Linked DNA regions of Homo sapiens: region 2 is linked to region 1. A link is an interaction called in ENCODE POLR2A ChIA-PET data of the cell type or tissue named here. Cell type or tissue: A673. All regions are shown on one strand. Each heading gives the region's core, and the rest is flanking DNA. Links, peaks and the distances in the headings are about the cores only.

Evidence for each region. Peaks named below come from ENCODE experiments on the same cell type or tissue, not always from the same donor. Only the 100,000 strongest peaks of a DNase experiment are listed, where the experiment ranks them.
Region 2: POLR2A ChIA-PET joins it to region 1 with 5 read pairs; 1 of 35 experiments calls an interaction of 5 or more read pairs at or near these places.

What each region holds. Positions count from the first base shown.
Region 1 is chr10:24,119,386-24,123,187 of GRCh38, reverse strand. It overlaps a transcript of KIAA1217 not described here. Among named protein-coding and RNA genes, the nearest start is that of KIAA1217, 88 kb to the left of the region's middle. In A673, for the core only: no CTCF peak of the experiment used is centred there; no DNase peak of the experiment used is centred there; H3K4me3 peaks cover 359 bases; H3K27ac peaks cover 585 bases.
Region 2 is chr10:24,351,731-24,355,532 of GRCh38, reverse strand. The region is part of intron 2 of KIAA1217; the gene reads right to left. Among named protein-coding and RNA genes, the nearest start is that of MIR603, 78 kb to the right of the region's middle. In A673, for the core only: no CTCF peak of the experiment used is centred there; a DNase peak (open chromatin) is centred at 2,022; H3K27ac peaks cover 1,158 bases.

The DNA of each region.
Region 1 (3,802 bases), core at 748-3,247:
ATACAGACATGAATATGCCTGTTATCACACACACACACACACACACACACACAAACACACAGTAAAAATGCCAAGATACCAAAATACACATGGGAAAGTTATGTAGCAATTTTAGGATGATAATTATCTTGGAAAGGAAGGGGGAGAGAAAAGAATTGTACTTTCACTGTATTTATAATGGGCTCTATTTTATTCTACAAGTTTTCTGAACTAATATATGCAAAATAACATATTTTTGGTGGTGGGTTTGCAGATGACTATTATACTATTTTATATTATGTTTTATATTATTTTTATATTAAAATATTTAAAAGTCAAAAGAGCAATGAAATCGGCATGACCATGGGGGCATAGCTTCATTATTTTTTAATTATTGTAAATAAATAGTACTTTTAAAACATAAAAACTAAAAAGTAAACAAAAAAAGCATTATATTTGGAGGCCAGAGGCTAGAATTCTCATTCTAGCTCTGCAGCTGATTAGTGAAGTTTCATAAATCATTTTGTTATGCTGGCTTTGGTTTTCTTATTCATAAAGAGGAGTCAGATAAGATGATCCCAAATCCATTCTAGTTTCAATGTGTGTAAATCTAAAATTGTGAGAGGATAGTATTTCTGAATTTGGTTTTTCTGTCTCATTGGATACCATCTTCAAGCATATAATCACCTGGTAGCAGTACATTTGTTCTCCAATATAATCATGGACTATTCTGATATGTTGAATATTTGAACATATCGTCACAGCACTATTCACAGTAGCAAGGACATGGAATCAACCTAGATGCCCATTAATGGTGGACTGGATAAAGAAAATGTGGTACATATACACCCGGGAATACTACACAGCCATAAAAAAGAATGAAAGCATGTCCTTTGCAGCAACATGGATGCAGCTGGAGGCCATTATCCTAAGTGAATTAATACAGAAACAGAAAACCAAATATTACATGTTCTCACTTGTAAGCAGGAGCTAAATCTTGGGTACACATGGACATAAAGACAGGAAAAAGAGACACTAAGGACTCCAAAAGGGTGGGGGGAAGGGCTGAAAACTTCCTATTGGGTACTATGTTCACACCTGGGTGATGGGATCAATAGAAGCTTAAACCTCAGTATCACATAATACACCTATGTAACAAACATGCACATGTACCCTCTCAATCTAAAATAAAAATTGAAATTAAAAAATAATTTTAAAAATTGAACACAAAGCATCAAGATAACCACACGTTATGTAGTTATATGTATGTCTGTATCTAACACACCCACCCCCATACCCGTTAGTGATGCCCCAAGAGATATTCAGTAAATAATCATTGAGTATGTAATAAAGGTGGCAAATTAACCTAAAAATGCCCCCATAACCAAGGTTAGAAACAATAGAAAAACAAAGAAAATGTTAGTAACCCCCAGTGACTTCCCTTCCCATATTTACAAACTTATTTCTTTATCCACTTGTTCATTGATTATTTAACATGCCTTTTGTTGAAAAAGGCATTTTGCTGAAAAATCATCTACAAATCAGCTAACCTCTATTTGTCGTATACTAATAAAATTTTCATGACAGTAGATGTTATAGTAAATTTTACTTAAAACATGTTTCATGAGAGCAAAAAATTTGACATCTCCCTCCTCATTTCTGACAATTTGAAAGACTTCATTCTGTCTTCTAAGTGTCTTATTTGCTCCCAGTGACAATCTAGTTCAACACAAACAACTAAAACACATTTGTTCACTAACATGCGATTTTCTCCCAAGAATGTCCATGCTTTAAGCTACAAGGGCTTAATCATTCCCATAACCCTGCAGAAACTGAAGCCCAGAAAAGCATGACATGGGTGAAGTTAGACTTTACATAGAGGTTAACACAGAGGAGAGACAACTGAAATCAATTACCAACACATGTAGCAAAAACTCACTGCTGAAGTCTCAATGTCTGTTTCCACTTTACCCCCACCCTAGGCTGCTACCTATGCTAGGCTACCTGTTTTCTCCTAGAAATACTATCCATGAATGAAGGTAATAGAGAAGGGAGCCTGGACAACCCACAGCCTTGGAAGCTAGACAGCTGAATGAAAGAAACAACAACAGCAAACAAAAAGAATACAGGATGCCAGTGGACAGGATCATTCTTGGATCTTTTTCCTCCCCTGTCCATTGAAATACGTGAATGAGCTGCCTCTATTACCTGCATTACACAGGTAAAGTAAGGAGGATTTAATGTGATAAGTGTCACAGAATATTTAGTATCACACCTAGCAAAGGATGTCAGTCAATACTTGCTAGATGTCATCAACATCTTCCTCATCATCATCTCCTTGTACCACAGGATGTGGCAGTTCAGATATGACTGGAATATAGGTTCATAAAAAAGCCACTCAATGCAAACCATTCTCTTTACAAATGACAGCTGCCCCAGGGTTGCAGAGATGACTTGATGCCTTTTGAAATTCAGCAATACAATTTCCATTGGGGGAAAAGAAGTCATAAGGCACATTCTCATTTAGCAGGTGGAAAACAGGCCAGTTAAAGAAGGCAAAGTCTACTGAGCATTTTCTTAACTGGTTAAGGAGGAATGTGCGAGGTAGGAAAACTCCTAGTCTTCATGGCTCCCTTTTGTAAAGGTGGCGTGCCAAGATCACCATAGTTGATGGGAGCTAGCCAGCACTCATAAAAGAGGCTATAGGGGCAACATTATGCCCCATAGCAAGAAGCACGAATTCTTAAGCATAGCTACACCAGAAAGCAAGTAATCCCACTGAAAGCAACCACTGTTCTGTATGGCAAGAACCAGACTCTCATTTTATTTCATTTTTCACTGTTCTCAGATTCCCCTCCCCGTCTCCCAAGGGTGGGTTCATGGCCATCCAAGATTATACCATTGTCACAAATGCTCTCAAAAGTGGGACTCTGATTCCCATTGTTCACAGTGGGACTTTACCCTTGGACTACATCTAGTTACTACACAACATGTAGGGGAAATTTAAAGGACATCTATAGGTCTGAAATAATACACTCTCCTAAGTGAAAATAACAGATGGCCTGGCAGATAATGATCTTTAACTGAAGGGCTAACCAGTAACAAGGCCGGTTCTGGGAGCACTTGGCTATGGCAACAGATGACGCATAGGAATCATGTTTCTTGGAGGTCGAGGCAGACAGTATCTAAAGAATAGGGAAAGCTGGAGGAAGAATGCAGCACCCTACTTCCACGGAAGTGGGTTTCACCCATTGTCTTTCTCCTGCAGACATGCTGGTCCGTAGAGAGCCTTGGTACAGGTGATGGCTTTTGTGACTTAGGGGACCTGGGATGTGTAGGAAGCACAGATCATTTTAATGTTCCTTCTTGCCCAGACATTGGCCAGACAGCACATTGAAGCAGCCATCTCTTCCCCAAAATAACTGCTGGGAGAGGTAGCATGACCCCTCCAATAGCAAACTTTAAGGATTTACAGCTACTATATAAGGACGAGAGGGTAGAGGGATGGGTGGTAGATGTTAGGAGCCCCTAAGGGAACAGGACATTCTGGGCCCTTCTAGATAACCTCTCTGATTACCTGTATATCCTTTAACCACATACAGCTAGATCAGCCTCACAGCTCTGGATTCCTGGAGTTCTGAGGAGGCTTCAAGACACACACAGCTGTAGCTCAGCCTAATAGTGCAACCCAAGATATTAGCAGTTTGACGTATTTTTATGTTTCAACATCCTTTTGCTATAGAGTTGTTTTTTTTAAAAATTTTTACACATTTGCAATATGATTTCATGGCAATTTCAAAAGGGGTTCACAAGAGTTATTGTT
Region 2 (3,802 bases), core at 836-3,335, 230 kb before region 1:
TAGAGCCCTTGTGATGGGATTAGTGTCCTTCTAAAAAGAGACATGAGACAGATGCTTTCTTTCTGCCATATGAGGACACAGCAAGAAGACAGAGGTCTACCAACTAGAAAGAGGGTTGTCACCAGAACCTGACCATGCTGGCACCCTGCTCTTGGACTTCTAGCCTCCAGAACTATGAGAAATAAATCCCTGTCATTTAAGCCCCCAAGTCGATGGTATTGGTTGCAGCAGCTGAAACTAAGATAATAAACCACTGAAGACAATGTGACAGATGTTAGCATCTGCATCCCTGGCTGTGAGACTTGCTATCCTGAGGGGCTGAAGCCCACCTGCTTACACAGCTGCAACCTCCTCTGGCCCCAAGCTCCAGGGACTGAGTTCAGCCAACCTGCCTGCCCTCACCAGTCTGTGTCACCTGGGACAGCTCAATGCTGAACTCTGGCCTCATCTTCAAGCTTCTTACCTACTAACCTCTGGAGACAGCCAAAAATACTTTAGGGGCTGACAATTATTCTGTGAAAACTGATAAGCTTTACTGGGAGAAAAATGTTTTCTTGTACAAATGACATGGACAGGAGGCAGGGAAATACTGGGTAGAAGAGGGTGGTTCCTTGGCAAAAGCCCCACCCTCAAGTCTGGAAACCCATGGCCCTAAATGGGAACGGGCATTCCTGTTTTTGTGCCCAAATGTTGCCTTTTGGTCTGCCATGCCTCCCTATCCTGTACCCATATAAACCCCAAGCCCCAGGCTCCATGAGCAGAAGAGCAGAGGAGCAGAAGAGCAGAGGAGCAGAGGAGAGAAGAGAAGGAACATCTGAATGCTGAGAGGAGTTTGGCTAGGAATGGTGAGAGAGGAGATTGGCTTCAGGATGGCTGAACTCCAGGGGAAGATCATCTTCCCACTCCATCCTGCTGAGAGCCACCTTGATGAGGCAATAAAATCCCCCGCATTTACCATCCTTCAGTTTGTCTGTGTGACCTGATTCTTCCTGGATGCAGGACAAGGACTTGGATACCAAGAGGGCACTGAGCTGGTTAACACTTAAGCTGTGTGCAGATGGCAGAGCTAAAAGAGCATGGTAACATGCCCACTGCAGCTTTGAGAGTTGCAGGCACCCACCCCTAGATGCTACTGTGGGGCCAGAGTCCAAAAGCACTTGCCCCGGCTCCTGCACCTGCCCATCTGCATGCTCCCCCTCCTGTAAGGGGTTTGAGTGCTCACTAGGTGGCCAGATAGACTAGCCACACCCCTGTCTCACGTCCTGTGAGGGGGGTCCGGGAACTCTGCCATTTCACAAATACTATTCTGGACAGTTCCATTTCAGGGCTAATAGCAATCAAATAAGAGAATGCTACCATTTCTTAAATTCAAAGATGACTTGATGTTACTTAAACAGACCAGGAACATGGGCCATCATCAATTGGCAGTTCATATGTTCAATCTTCTTTATAATAAACACAACCAAACTGAGGGCCACAGTGACAAGTTATTATTTTTAACATTGTATTTGAGGAAGATAATCCGTGGAGAAACCATCAGAAAACCCAGCTACAGCTCTGCAGCATGATTTTGAAATCACAAGTGGAGTTCATACACTCTGCCAGCTGGAGGAATATTACTGATTGTCATTTTTCATATCTAGTCACATTTTTTGCTCATAAAATAAGATTTTGATCTTTGGAAATCAGAACATTGACTTCTAGGAGTTCTTGAAGAAGTGTAATGCTCATCCCTCTAATTACAATGAATTAAAATAGAATGTATGCTCATAACAATTCCACTCTAAAAAGACTTTGCTAATTGCCTGGAAAAATCAAGAGCAAAAAGTTGAAAACATCGTCTCTGAGTACACAAACAGCCTCTGGCCCTACACTGAAAAACTGAGTCACATCAAGAGAGAGAGGGAAAATAGCCCCTCAGCAAAATTAGAAATCTTACAGCTCTTGTTTATCATCATAAATATGGAACTTTTGGAGCTGGTGTACAACTGCAGTTCATGAGTGATCAGCGGGGCACTGAGTGATGTCATTAAAAGGCTTTCAAAAAGCATTTAAGAAGATTACCAAGTGCTCTTCCAGGAGAAGGGCAAAAATAAAGTAAAATAAAATAAAAGGTACCGCGGAGCTTCCTGGAACACCCCTCCTGTCGGAACTTCACAGAAACAAGCTGAAAATATGCGATGGAATAAATCTAATGAGAAATATGTTTGAAAGAGAAGGACAAACAGAGATTGTAACAAACAAAATATAGTGGTGTGGGAAAGGTGGCTTTTCCCATAAATGAGGTCCAAATGGATATTAAGGTGACACTGTCGTTTCACAGCCATTTTCATCTGGGACATCTGCTTGGGTGGCTCTATCTCCTGTCCTTTGCAAAACAGGAAACCGCACCACCTATATGAGTGCCCCTGGCTTGTCTGAACATATTCAGGATAGAACATCTCTATCTCAGCCTCCACCTAGAAGACCTAGGAGGCTGCTGTGGGTCTAAAGCTGATGTAGAGGGATGTGGGGTCATTCTAGCGTTCTCGGGAGGCCTCAACACTCTTTTTGCTCTCCAGCACTGACTTAGGGAAGCCCATAAGGAACTGACCTGACACCACCCCCACCCACCCTCCATCTACCTGCAAGCCCCTATAAAGCCACATTCCCTCCTTTCGCTTGCACTTTAAGCCATGGGGGTTTAGGACAAAGTCGAGGTCACTCATATTTTCAGATTATTTTCTCCATGGTAATTCAACTCTTAGGAACATCTGGCAAGGAATCCCTTTCTTTTTGACATGGTCTCCCCAGCCCCTCTCATAATTTACCAAGTATCACGATGCCCTCCCACCTCCTTCACAAAGCTAATAAATCCCACTTGCCTGTCATCAAGAAGCAGTGCCTTTGCCTCTGGGAACAGTAACTCACTTTTTCAAGGCAAGATTACTGAGCAAGAATAACCTTGACTGCATTGTTCTAAAATCCAGAGCAGACAGCGGAGTCTAAACAGATGGAACATTTGATTGGTTAACAACAACAAAAAAAAAGATTATACTTTTTAATAGAAGGGTGGTGCTTTGGCCACCATAATCTATAATAGGCAGATCAGCAAGCCCATTTATGAGAATGGCAAAGGAAGGTTTTTAAGTTTCCACCTAAAGTATACATACATACTTTGCAATTAATTGCACATCCATGCAAAAATATTCACGATTATTCCATGTGAAACATTTGAAAGAAGACTGGCTTCCAATGGACTCTTTAAAGGATTACTCAGTGAGTCACCCCACCTCCCCATTCACAATGCAATTCTTGGGTCAGCTGAAAAGACTAATGGTGAAAGCTTAATCCAATGCTTAGCACTATTGTGAGTTCATTTGCTGACCTCTTTTCCACCCCAGCAGAGACTGCAATGTGGCAGAGGGGAAAGGCAGGCTTCACTTGGGTGTGAAGAGTGCCACGCTGACGGCCAACACTCACTGATGAAAGATGAGGAAAAACAGCCCAGCCAGAAAAGTGATCCTGTGTGAGGGATCTCTGGTGGGTTCCCCATTGTGTTAACAGACACCGGCATATGTAGAGTCCTGTCCTGCCCATCAACCACAGGGGAGGGTCAGACCTGTGAGCAGCAGGGTGGTGGCTTGTGGATAGACTGTGGAGGGTGGAGAGTGATGTTAGGGGAACTGGGAGCCCATCTCGCTCCAGCAACCTGCTGGCCGCACCCTGCAAATCCACAGTTGCTTGGTAAGCTATGCAGGGACTGTGGACTTCATTATTAAAAGTTCAAACATGGCTCGGAGAGATCCAACAGCAGCCCCAT